2 separate regions of the Homo sapiens genome follow, and region 2 is linked to region 1. A link is an interaction called in ENCODE POLR2A ChIA-PET data of the cell type or tissue named here. Cell type or tissue: HepG2. All regions are shown on one strand. Links, peaks and the distances in the headings refer to the core of each region. The heading gives the core; the rest is flanking DNA.

Region 1 (7,931 bases), core at 1,924-5,923:
CTATTGTTGTTCTCTTTTGAGGAAGAAGAGAACATGCCTTAATTTTTTAGAAGAAAAAAAAGCTTCTCATTAAATCAATTAAAATAACCAATAGCAATTTTAAAACAACATCCTGAAGCAATTTATTGAAATCAGCTTGGAAGGAGAAAAATTTCTATTTAATTCTTTCTAACAGTGAGGCATTTTTCTCTTATTGGCTAGGTTTAGAGAGAAAACCTAGCTGTGTACCTACCTGAAAGGTAACTGTGGGAATGAATAATGGAAAGATGCTTTAAGTTCCCTTGACACAGCAGGATGACATTGTTATGTGCCATAGGCACACATACTAAATAATTTAAATATTTGTGTAGTTTTATTTTACATGTCATGTGGTTCTTAATCCCACTAATCCTATCTATTATACATAAAGCCCTGAAAATGAATGTCCTTAACTTTGTTTCATCTTGAATGAAAGAAAGAACATACATCAAATTTGAGAGCTGAAGAACTTAACCAAAGGATGAATATTAGTATATTGTTGTATTACCTGTAATCTTAGAACACTCTGAGATGCCCAGGTAAAAGACTAACAATTTGATTCTTCCCTTCGAATTTGGGGAATGACAGTCTGTTCTTTAAACTTCTTTCCCCTTGCCAGTAGTGGATGGCAGTACCAATTGTAGGTAGGCATCAATTTTGTTTGTAGAACTGAGGCCTCAGAGGACTATGAAGAACCAGAGAGGGTTGTGGTCAAATGGTCCCCATTTCCATTATTTTCAACCTCACACTAACTCTTCATGACCTGCCTGAAGACATGGTCAGGGTGATTCTCACAGATACACCTGGGCTGGTGAGACATGTTGGAGAGAATCATATATTCCTACATATTAGAGCCAAAAAATTTTTGGTCTCTAATTTAGCTATGCCTTCAGCTGTCTAGAATTGTTTTAACCTGTCTCCAAGGCCAGCTTCATCCAACAGCAACTGTCCTCAACCACTACTTGCTTCACACTCTCAGCAGATAACCCTGCCTCCATTTCACTAAGAAAAGTGAACTATTTCATAGGTGTGCCTTCTACTGCCATACCTATAAGTTCATCTGTATCTGAACTTACCCTTACCTCCTCCCTCCCAGTCTTAAGAGGGTGGAAGATGGATCAATTCTTCATGACTAATACCTCCCTCTACCTGTGGGCTTGATGCTTTCTCTTTCAGGCTCCTTTAGAACCTGTCCCATCATTGTTTCTCTCTCCTGAATTTTCCATGTTACCTTTGCTAGCTACTGCCTCAAAGTTTATAAACATGCCCCATTTAGAGATTTCTCCCACTACCATCCTTTTCCTGCCTCCTTTTCACCACAAACTCCTAATCTGCAATAGGTATCCACTGTCTCTACTCAGGTGCAGGTTCACTCTTCATTGGTGGGTTGGCTTCAATCTCAGCCCTTCTTCAAACAACACTCTGGCAAAAAATCACCTGTTATGTCCTAACTAGACTCTTCCAGTTCTCACATCACTTTATTCCATCGTGGCATTTCATCCTGCTGTGTCCTTCCAGAAACTCTTCCCTTGGCTTCTCCACTCTCTCTTGCCCTCCTTTGGACATTCTTTCTCAGTTGTTCTTGATAATAGAAGCTTTTAATAATAACAATAGCTACCATTTATTGTGGTCTTCCCATGTATTAAGCATGTTATAAATAATAGCTCATTTAGTTCTTATGATAACCCTATGAATTGGTGGTCAGAAGCCAGACCAGAATTGGATCACTGGCCTATTCCTGAGCCAGACACTGGAAAGGGGCTGGATTTACTCTTATGTCAATCAGGCCTGTCTGAGATTGAGTATGAGGTGAGCTTCTCCTGATGTATGTGGCTGGGGGATGAAGGAGTATCTAAGTAAAATTGGAGTTCAGATCCTGGCTCTGCCAATTACTGGCTGTGTGGTGTTGACAACTTAATGTGTCTGGGCTTCAGATTCCTCATATCGGATATGGATAATATTACATGCCTTGTAGGGTTTTGGAAGGGTAAAATGAATTATTATATGTAAAGTGTTTAATACAGAGAATATAGGAAGCCCCCGTAAATGTTAGCTGATCTCCCATCCCACCCATCCATCCTCAACATTTCTACCACTGCCACCCTTACAAAATACAAACCTATTTTGTCACTCCCTGGCTTAAATCTCTTCAGAGACTCCCATAGCCTAATAATCAAATCTAAACTTTGGTTAGGGTGCTTTGGCCACAAGCTCAATCTGGCTTTAAAAAAAAATAAGGAAATGAGACAGTCAGAGGCAGAGCGAGGTTCGGGATTAGTTGTTTCATGATATCATTGTGAACCCAAGTTTCTGTCTCTCTCCTTCCATTCACAGAATCAGCTCCATCCTAATGCTGATTTCCTTCATTGTTATAATATGGCTGCCAAAAGTGTTTGGGGCTAAGTGCTTCTTTATTCATGCCCAGTAAGAGGAAGGGAGAGGCTTTCAGTAACTCGCAGATTTACTTTTCCAGAAACCTCTAACCAACTTCTCTGGCTATGTTCTTGGTTAGAATATATCACATGCTATTTCTGAGTCAATCACTGGAAGGAGATTAAGAGTGAGGTGAGCTTCCTTGGAGGTGTATGGGTGTGTGGAAAAGGGATGTATACTAAACAAAATTGGGTTTGTGTTAGGAAGAAGAATGTGGAGTGGATGCTGTTAAGGCAACCACTTATGTTCACTACATAAACAAAGCCCTTTTGGTGATCTTACCTTGAAGCAGCAGTTACTTCTTGCCATTCACAGCTTCAACCCAAAATATTCAATTAATAATTATTGTGTATATAAATGAATGACCTTTGAACCAAGTAACTTGCACTTGCCAAAATGTACAAGATGATTTCTGGCCTCTGTGTCTGTGCTGATGGTCCCTGGAATCATCACCCCTCATAATGCACCCCCCTTCCCTCTCTTCTCTTTCTCTCTCTGTCACACACACACACACCACACACACCTCCCCACCTCTCGCAAAACTGGCTTCTACCTACTCTGTGAGTGCTGCAGACTTCTGTGATCGTTGTTTTTCTGTTGCTTCTTCTAGAAGTCTTTTAAGGGTAGGAATTATGTCTTATTCCTCTTTTTATTGGTATATACATAATACATTATTTTGAATACAAGAATGAAAGATTGATCTTGTTCTATACCTTTTCAGAATGTAGATCTCACTCTTGGTGTATATACCTTTAACTAAGTTTACTTATATAGAACTTCTCATCTTATATATGATATACTTGGGTCTTAAGATTATTTTACTTAAAATAATCACAGATGCTTCTTCTTCTTCTTCTTCTTCTTCTTCTTCTTCTTATTATTATTATTATCATTATTATTATTTGAGACAGGGGTTTTGCTCTGTCACCCAGGCTGGAGTGCAGTGGCACAATCTCAGCTCACTGCAACCTCCACCTCCCAGGCTCAGGTGATTCTCCCACCTCAGCCTGCTCCGTAGCTGGGACCACAGGCATGCGCCACCACACCTGGCTAATTTTTTACATTTTTGATAGAGACGAAGTTTCACCATGTTGGCCAGGCTGGTCTCGAACTCCTGAGCTCAAGCAATACACCTGCCTTGGCCTCCCAAAGTGCTGGGATTACAGGCATGAGCCACCGCGCCCGGCCCCAGATGCATTTTTTATTATTAAAATGAACACTTTGAGGCAATGCGTTCAATAACAATACAACAGTCTACATACACACGGTTGACTGAATTATTTTGGCTTTAGCTCACTACATCGTGCATCACATGTTTTGGTGAAGGGACATTTTCCATCATTATGGGGACTGATTCTGTGAAGCCAGTCCAGGAAAGGAAAATGATTTTGTAATGCCTGAATATTGCATTAAAACACAAGTTATGTGAAACAAAATGTTTATTTCATTATTTTGTCTCTGAGTGAGAAAATATAGAAACAAAGACTTTTAAAAACTAGGCTCAGAAAGGACAAACATGATATGCTAAGAATAGGATAGTGCTTACTATTAGGAATGTAGATCTCCATTCCTAATATATTTTGATGTGTTCCTCATTTTAATGTGTTTACAAAACTGTCAACCCAAAAATGCAACCATAGTAAGGAAGTGGAAAGGATAAAGTGACCAAGATATTTGTCATGTTATATTTATGCACAGTAATGGAAGTTTCTATGTAATGTACAAACACACAGCTGCTTCTCAGAGTTCCCATAGGAGAAACCTTTGAAATTCAGGGAGTGCCTAATGGTTCCTTTGATCTTCCTTAGTCTTTTTGCACTTCAGGGAGCTTTGAAGGAGGGCAGTTCTGCTTATCACTGGACCTATTGTTAAGCAAAGAAAAAGCCACTTCCTAGATCTATTGAGATAGGTGGTAAAGGTGAGGGACATTCCCTGACCAGCTGTCTGAACTACTGCTTATGGCCTATTTCAAGAGTTAATTCTATGGTCCAGCCCAAGTTAGCCTCTCCCCTCATTCACTTCAAGTAACTGCAATTGGTTAACTGCCTCTAGGCTATTCTTTAGTCTTAAAACATTTTTTGAAACTGCTGCCTACATATCAAGGAATTCATCTTATTATTTTTTTTTTATATAACTCTTGGTATTTTAACAAAAGTATTACATGCTCATACAGAGAAACACTGAAAAGTGTAAAAAAGAAAAGTATTTTACACAAGATGACCCTCAGAAATAATTACAATACACACTTTTATGTACTTCCAATCTTTTTATTATGTAAATAGATGTACATTTCTTTTTATATAGGAGAGATCAGCTTTTTCTGCACATGTAATTTGTGTACTTTTAAAAACCTTAATATTATACAAATGTTTTCTGGTGTCTGTAAAGATTTTTTATGAACATTTAATGAATATCCCCTATTGTTAGATGAAGAGGCCTTTTTTTTCAGGATTAAAAACAATCCATCAATGTATCACGATGTTTATTTTTTCCCACAGGGACTTGAAAAACTAATTTCAGAAATCCTTAAAGTCTATACACACATATGCAATTAGTAGCCCCCCCTTATCTGCAGGGGGTGTGTTCCAAAGTCCCCAGGGGATGCCTGAAACCATGGATAGTGTGCTATATATACTCTTTTTGCAATCTGACAACCTAGCTGGCTACTGAGTGACTAACAGACATGTAGCACAAACAGCACGGATATGCTGGACAAAGGGATGATTCACATCCTGAGTGGGACAGAGTGGGATGGTGTAAGATATCATCATGTGACTCAGAACAGTGTGCATCCTAAAATTTATGAACTGCTTATTTCTGGAATTTTGCATTTAATATTTTCACATTGTGATTGACTGAAACCATGGAAAGTGAAACCGTGGATAGAGGGGGACTACTATGTATCCATGAACAAGGAACAGGATTTAGGACTTCAGTGCTGAATGAAGTACTCACAGTATCCCCAAGACTACCACCATCCCACAATGTATATCATCTTTAGTTTGGTATGCACTTGCATCAATTAGAGTACCTCTTCAAAGAAAGAAAGTTTTTGAGAAGTTAAATATGGTCAGATTAACTCACTTAATCACCCACTTATTCATTCATTCAATGAACAATAGCTGCTCGCCTGCTAGGCAGTATAGGTACCATGAGGAACAGGACAGACTTGGCACTTGCCATCACAGATCCTAGTCACAATGAGGAGAAGGACAATTAAACCAGAGATTTAAGTAACATTCAGAAAGGGCTATGATAGAGAAAGTAGTGACTACAATGGATGCACATGGCAAGGGCAGCTAAGGTTTCCCAATGAAGGCAATATTTAATCTGAGACATGTAGGGTAAGCAGAAGTTAGCTAGACAAACAAGACAGGGGAGGTCATTCCAAGCTGGAATATCAGAAATGAAGCCTGGGAAGATCAGAATGCCTGTAAGATGAGAGAGCTGAAACCAGATCACAAAGGGCCTTGTCAGCCACCCCAAGGGGGTTAAATTTTATCCCAAGGTACCCTTGGAATCTGTTGAAGATTTGCTCTTTGAAAAGATCATTCTTGCTGCAGTCTGGAAAAGGGATTGCTGTTGGCAGTGGGGATGAGAGATAAGGGAAAGAAGGATTGTTGCAAAATTGCAGGCAGTAAGTAAAACCAATTCTTCAGCTGTAAGCTGAGGTCCTACAAGATGGCTTAAGTTCTGTAATCATCCTTCTTTTTGTTCAGCCTCGCATCACATTTAGCTTCTGACCCTTTTCAACCAACCTAGCATGCATTAAGTACTTAATAAATGGTTGCTTTGTTTGCTCTTTTACTTGTTTGGTGAAGGAATCCATCACCTAACTCTATTTTGCTCTTTGTCCAAAAAAAAAGTATTAAGAGGGAAAGTATCAGGAAGGAAAGGACCTTCCCCATTCTTTTAGCGGGGTAGGGGCACCCCACTTATCTACAGCCATTCAATTGGATGCTGTATCTGAGCTAATTGCTGAAGCTTCCTTGCCTTCCCTTTCCTTTCCCTTTTCTCCTTCCTTCCTTTCTTTCCTTCTTCCTCTTTCTCTTTCTTTCTTCTTTCTCCTTCCTTCCTTCCTTCCTTCCTTCCTTCCTTCCTTCCTTCCTTCCTTCCTTCCTTCCTTTCTTTCTTTCTCTCTCTCTCTCTTTCTTTCTTTCTTTATTTCGAAATGGTCTCACTGTGTCACCCAGTCACGCTGACTAGAGTGCAGTGGCACAATCATGACTCACTGCAGCCTCAATCTCCAAGGCTCAAGTGATCCTTCCACCTTAGCCTTTCAAGTAGCTAGGACCACAGGTGTGCACCACCATGCTGAGCTAATTTTGTAATTTTTTGTAGAAACAGGGTCTCACTACATTGCCCAGGCTGGTCTTGAACTCCTCATCCTCCTGACTCGGACTCCCAAAGTGCTGGGATTATAGGCGTGAGCCCTGGCTAGGCCCAGCCTGAAGCTTTGGTTTTCTTTAGAGAAGTTTTCTGAGCTTGTACAGCCCACAGAATTCCTGATCTGTATAAAGAGGAGCAGTACCTCAATTCTGCCAATATAAGAACATGGGAATTTCATCTATTATAATAGTAATACATGTTCAACATAAAAACATGGAAAATGTAGACAAGTGAAAAATGAAGAAAAACCCAACATAATACCACAACCAAAGGACAACCACTAGTAATATTTTGAAACATTACATTTTAGTCTTTGTGTGTAGTTTCAGGAGGATTACTTTTAGATTACTACGATACACACACACACATACACATATACCTACACATTTATATCCTGATTTTTCTAAACTTAACATCATAGCACTTTAAAAGTTTGTGTTATTTTAAATATTACCTTAAAATTCTATTCATTGCAAAAGATTTCACTGTATGATTGCATTCCAATCTAATCTAACACAGGACCATGCTTAGGTTATGGTGAAGGAATTCATCGCCTAGCTCTATTTTGTTCTTCCTCCAAATAATAAAGTGTCAGAAGGGAAAGCAGCACTATAATGTTTATTTAATGTTTGCACTATAAATAATGCTATGATGAGCAGTTTAGGCATAAAATTATTTGAATGCTTAGGATTATGCTCTTAAGATAACTCCTAGAAGTGCCGGGTGTGGTGGCTCATGCCTTGTAATCCCAGCACTTTGGGAGGCTGAGGCGGGCGGATCATGAGATCAAGAGATCAAGACCATCCTGGCCAACATGGTGAAACCACGTCTCTACTAAAAATTAAAAAATTCACTGGGCATGGTGGCGTGCACCTGTAGTCCCAGCTGCTTGGGAGGTTGAGGCAGGAGAATTGCTTGAACCTGGGAGGTGGAGGTTGCAATGAGTGGAGATCACACCACTGCATTCTAGCCTGGCAACAGAGCGAGACTTTGTCTCAATAATAATAATAATAATAATAATAATAATAATAATAAAAATTCCTAGAAGCAAACCTGGTTTTTTTTTTTTTGAGACAGGGTCTTGTCTCTTA
Region 2 (4,000 bases), core at 1-4,000, 1.0 Mb before region 1:
TGCCATGGTACCCAACTAATTTTTAAAGTTTTTTGTAGAGACAGGGTCTTGCTTTGTTGCCCAGGCTGTTCTCAAACTGTTGGCCTCAAGCAATCCTCTTGCCTTGGCCTCCCAAAGTGTTGGGATTACAGGTATGAGCCACCACACCTGGCAAAAAGTTTTTATTCTTAACATTTAGTCACTTGGAAAACTCACTGACTTAGAATTTTATATAACAATAAATGAGGTATTTTTGTATTTGGCTTTGCTACTCCGTTTGCCCACTTCCAAGTCTACGACTTGAGCACTAAATGCTAACATAATTCAAGAGTACAGTATGATGAAGTGAACATGCTGGGATAGTTTTTCTTTAATGAGGGGAGTTGGCTAACACATCCAGCTAGTTATTTGACATACAAATACTAATCAATAAATATTTCTCAAGTATAAGCTGTCATAACTCACAAAAGAACATTTACATTCTTACCTCTAGATAACCAAAGTTCTCCCATCCGTACCTCTTGCAAGAAAAGTTCTTGCAACTTTTTATTCTTCGTTGGATCCCACAACTAAAATATTCATAAAATATTCAACAATGAGTAATGAAGGTAAGGTATATGGCTACTGATCAAATTATTTTTTATTTAAAAAGGACATCTTGGGCCAGATGCGGTGGCTCACACCTGTAATCCCAACACTTTGGGAGGCCGAGGCAGGCAGATCACCTGAGGTCGGGAGTTCGAGACCAGCCTGACCAACATGGAGAAACCCCATCTCTACTAAAAATACAAAATTAGCCAGGTGTGGTGGTGCATGCCTGTAATCCCAGCTACTCAGGAGGCCGAGGCAGGAGAATTGCTTGAACCTGGGAGGCAGAGGTTGCAATGGGCCAAGATCACACCATTGCACTCTAGCCTGGACAACAAGAGTGAAACTCCATCACAAAAAAGAAAGAAAGGAAAAAAAAAAGGACATCTTGAACCTAGTCTCTAAATCCAAAGTATGACAAATGTAGTTGTTCTTTATAATATTTAAACCAATTTTCTAAAATGGGATTATTTTAAGTGTTTTAAAAAAACATGAAATATTTGTTAGGTTGAGATGCTTATAATAAATAACTCTCATACCAAATTTTACCCAGCCACATATAGCATAAATCCTACTGTAGTTAATATAACAAAGGTAGTTTTGTATGTTGCAAAATTATTTTCTTGCCCAGGATATTAACAGTGCCTGTTGATTTGGTTGCATGATTTCTCTGGCTTACAAGGTCATTTTGGTCTTTTAGTTGTGAGACCTGTTCATGTAGCAGTAACTCTCTAATCGGGGAAACAAAAAACTATGCTAAGCCTTCTGTACTCACACCCTCAAAAGGAAAGGGACAAAGGACCTGGTTGGGGGTTGGCAGGGGAGTGAGTGTTCAGAAGGATGCTTTGGTTTACTGCGGTTGGTTCATGAAGGCGACCATGGCCACAAGATGGCATCATCATTGGTACTACACCTAGGGTTGGTCTTTCAAGGTACACTGTGCAAAGCCTAGCCCAAAATATCAACTCCACTGCCAGTTACTTCAGCTCCAGTGTTTCAAATCTGTAAGGTTTTTGTTTTTGTTTTCCCCCACTAATTTTCTTTTTAAAATGCAATGAGCCTGGAAAGGGGTCACCTTTTTTTTTTTTTTTGAGACAGAGTCTTGCTCTGTCGCCCAGGCTGGAGTGCAGTGGTGCAATCTCAGCTCACTGCAAGCTCCGCCTCCCAGGTTCACGCCATTCTCCTGCTTCAGTCTCCCGAGTAGCTGGGGCTATAGGTGCCCATCACCACGCCCAGCTAATTCTTGTATTTTTAGTAGAGATGGGGTTTCACCTTGTTAGCTAGGATGGTCTCGATCTCCTGACTTTGTGATCCGCCCACCTCGGCCTCCCAAAGTGCTAGGATTACAGGCGTGAGCCACCATGCCCAGCCAGGGGTCACCTTTTAAGCTTGTATTATCAAATATACTAATAATCAGTAACATCAGAGGTTTTACTCAATAGATGTTTAGTGAGCACTGGCAAGGGCAGGACACTCAAGGAAAAGCTGGAAGGAATTGGAGACCAAGACCCCTGTGCCCATCCCCAAGGAGCCACAGTCTAATAAAGGGAAAGTGATCATGTAGGTACAAGACGAAGTCCAATGTCCTCTGGGGCTCAAAGTACAGAGACATTACATCTAGTTGGAGAATTGTCAAAGGCTTCTCAGAAAAGATAGTGTTTGAGATGTGGTTCAGTGAAAGTTTGATGAGGAAAGTATAAGCAACGCAAAATTGCAGGGAACATAGCAAGTGAACTTAATTAGCTAGATTATGATAGGGTAAATGTTTGTTTGTTTGTTTTTTGAGACAGAGTCTTGCTCTGTTGCCCAAGCTGGAGTGCAGTGGTGCAGTCTTGACTCACTGCAACCTCTGCCTCTCGGGTTCAAGTGATTCTCCTGCCTCAGCCTCCTGAGTAGCTGGGATTACAGGTGCACGCCACTATGCCCAGCCAATTTTTGTATTTTTAGTAGAGACGGGGTTTCACCATGTTGGTCAGGCTGCTCTCAAACTCCTGACCTCGTGATCCACCCACCTCGGCCTCCCAAAGTGCTGGGATTACAGGCCTGAGCCACCGCGCCGGCCATAATAGGGTAAATGTAGCAACAATATTACCATTATTGAAGGCCAGCTATAAACTAGGAACTTTACATATATTATTTCCAATCCCTAGGAAAATAAGGCAGTCAATCGGAATAGGCAGCCATCAAAGGCATAGCGCCAAGCTGAGACTGTTTTTTTTTTTTTCTTTTTTTTTTTTTGGAGACAGAGTCTCACTCTGTTGCCCAGGCTGGAGTGCAGTGGTGTGATCTTGGCTCACTGCAACTTTCAGCTCACTGCAACCTCTGTCTCCCAGGTTCAAGCGATTCTCTTGCCTCAGCCTCCCAGGGACCTGGGACTATAGGCGTGCGCCACCATGCCTGGCTAATTTTGCATTTTTAGTAGAGATGGGGTTTCACCATGTTGGCCAGACTGGTCTTGAACTCCTGACCTCAGGTGATCCAACCACCTCAGCCTCTCAAAGTGCTGGGATTACAAGTGTGAGCCACTGTACCCAGCAAAGCTGGTCTTTAATCTGCAGAGTAGGGAGCTACTGCAAGGAATTACATATTCAGAGCTGCCATTTAGAAGAAATTTACTCTAACAGCATAAGAATAGAGGCAGGGTGGCAAGTTAGGAAACTATTACAATAACCTGGGTAAAAGGTAATAAAAGCCTTTAGTTGCAGGGAAGTAATAGAAATAGACAAGTGGAATATATATATATATATATATATATATATATATATATATATATATGCAATAGAGCATTTGAAAATAAGAATTGGTCATTGTTTATGATGGATGAAGTTGATATTTAAACAAGATGAGTCAGGGTCACAGCAGGGAGGCTAGTGATACCAGGAGCATCATAAGGAAACAGGAGTAGGCACAGTGGCAAGGTGGGGGAGATGATGAATTTACTTCGGGACACACTAAGGTGAGGTGCCAACAGAATGTCCAGATGACAGAGTCTGGTAGGCAGATGAAACTTGGGACACCAGGTCTAGAGTAGTACATTTGAAATCACTTTTGGAGAAGGGAAAGATCTTCTAGGGAGAGGGGGAAGAATACAGAACCCAAGGCCCATGTTTCACAAAGCATCACCTGAAGGAGCTGTTAAAACTGCAGTTTCTTGGACTCCACCCAGACCTACTGAATCAATCTCTGGGAGTAGGGCCCAGGAATTTGCATTTTTAAACAAACTCTTCAGGTGATTCTTATGGATCCTAAAGTCTGACAGTCACTGTGCCAGTAAGAATTCCCCAGGCTACTGGATCAGAATTGCTGGGATCAGGGTCAAATAATCCATATTTTAACAGATGCTCCAGGTAAATGTAATGCAGCAATGGACCATACTTTGGGAAAGTCCTGGGAAGAAGAGGAAGAAAGACCCTAGAAAAAGTGAGAAGAGACT

The links. Peaks named below come from ENCODE experiments on the same cell type or tissue, not always from the same donor. Only the 100,000 strongest peaks of a DNase experiment are listed, where the experiment ranks them.
Region 2: POLR2A ChIA-PET joins it to region 1 with 5 read pairs; 2 of 35 experiments call an interaction of 5 or more read pairs at or near these places.

Annotation. Positions count from the first base shown.
Region 1 is chr14:57,379,711-57,387,641 of GRCh38, reverse strand. No RefSeq gene overlaps it. Among named protein-coding and RNA genes, the nearest start is that of NAA30, 6.9 kb to the left of the region's middle. RefSeq lists an enhancer at 3,834-4,668. In HepG2, for the core only: no CTCF peak of the experiment used is centred there; DNase peaks (open chromatin) are centred at 4,291 and 5,121.
Region 2 is chr14:58,399,228-58,403,227 of GRCh38, reverse strand. TOMM20L (translocase of outer mitochondrial membrane 20 like) reads right to left here. Exons shown (of 5, transcript NM_207377.3): 3 at 467-548. Among named protein-coding and RNA genes, the nearest start is that of TOMM20L, 5.3 kb to the right of the region's middle. In HepG2, for the core only: no CTCF peak of the experiment used is centred there; no DNase peak of the experiment used is centred there.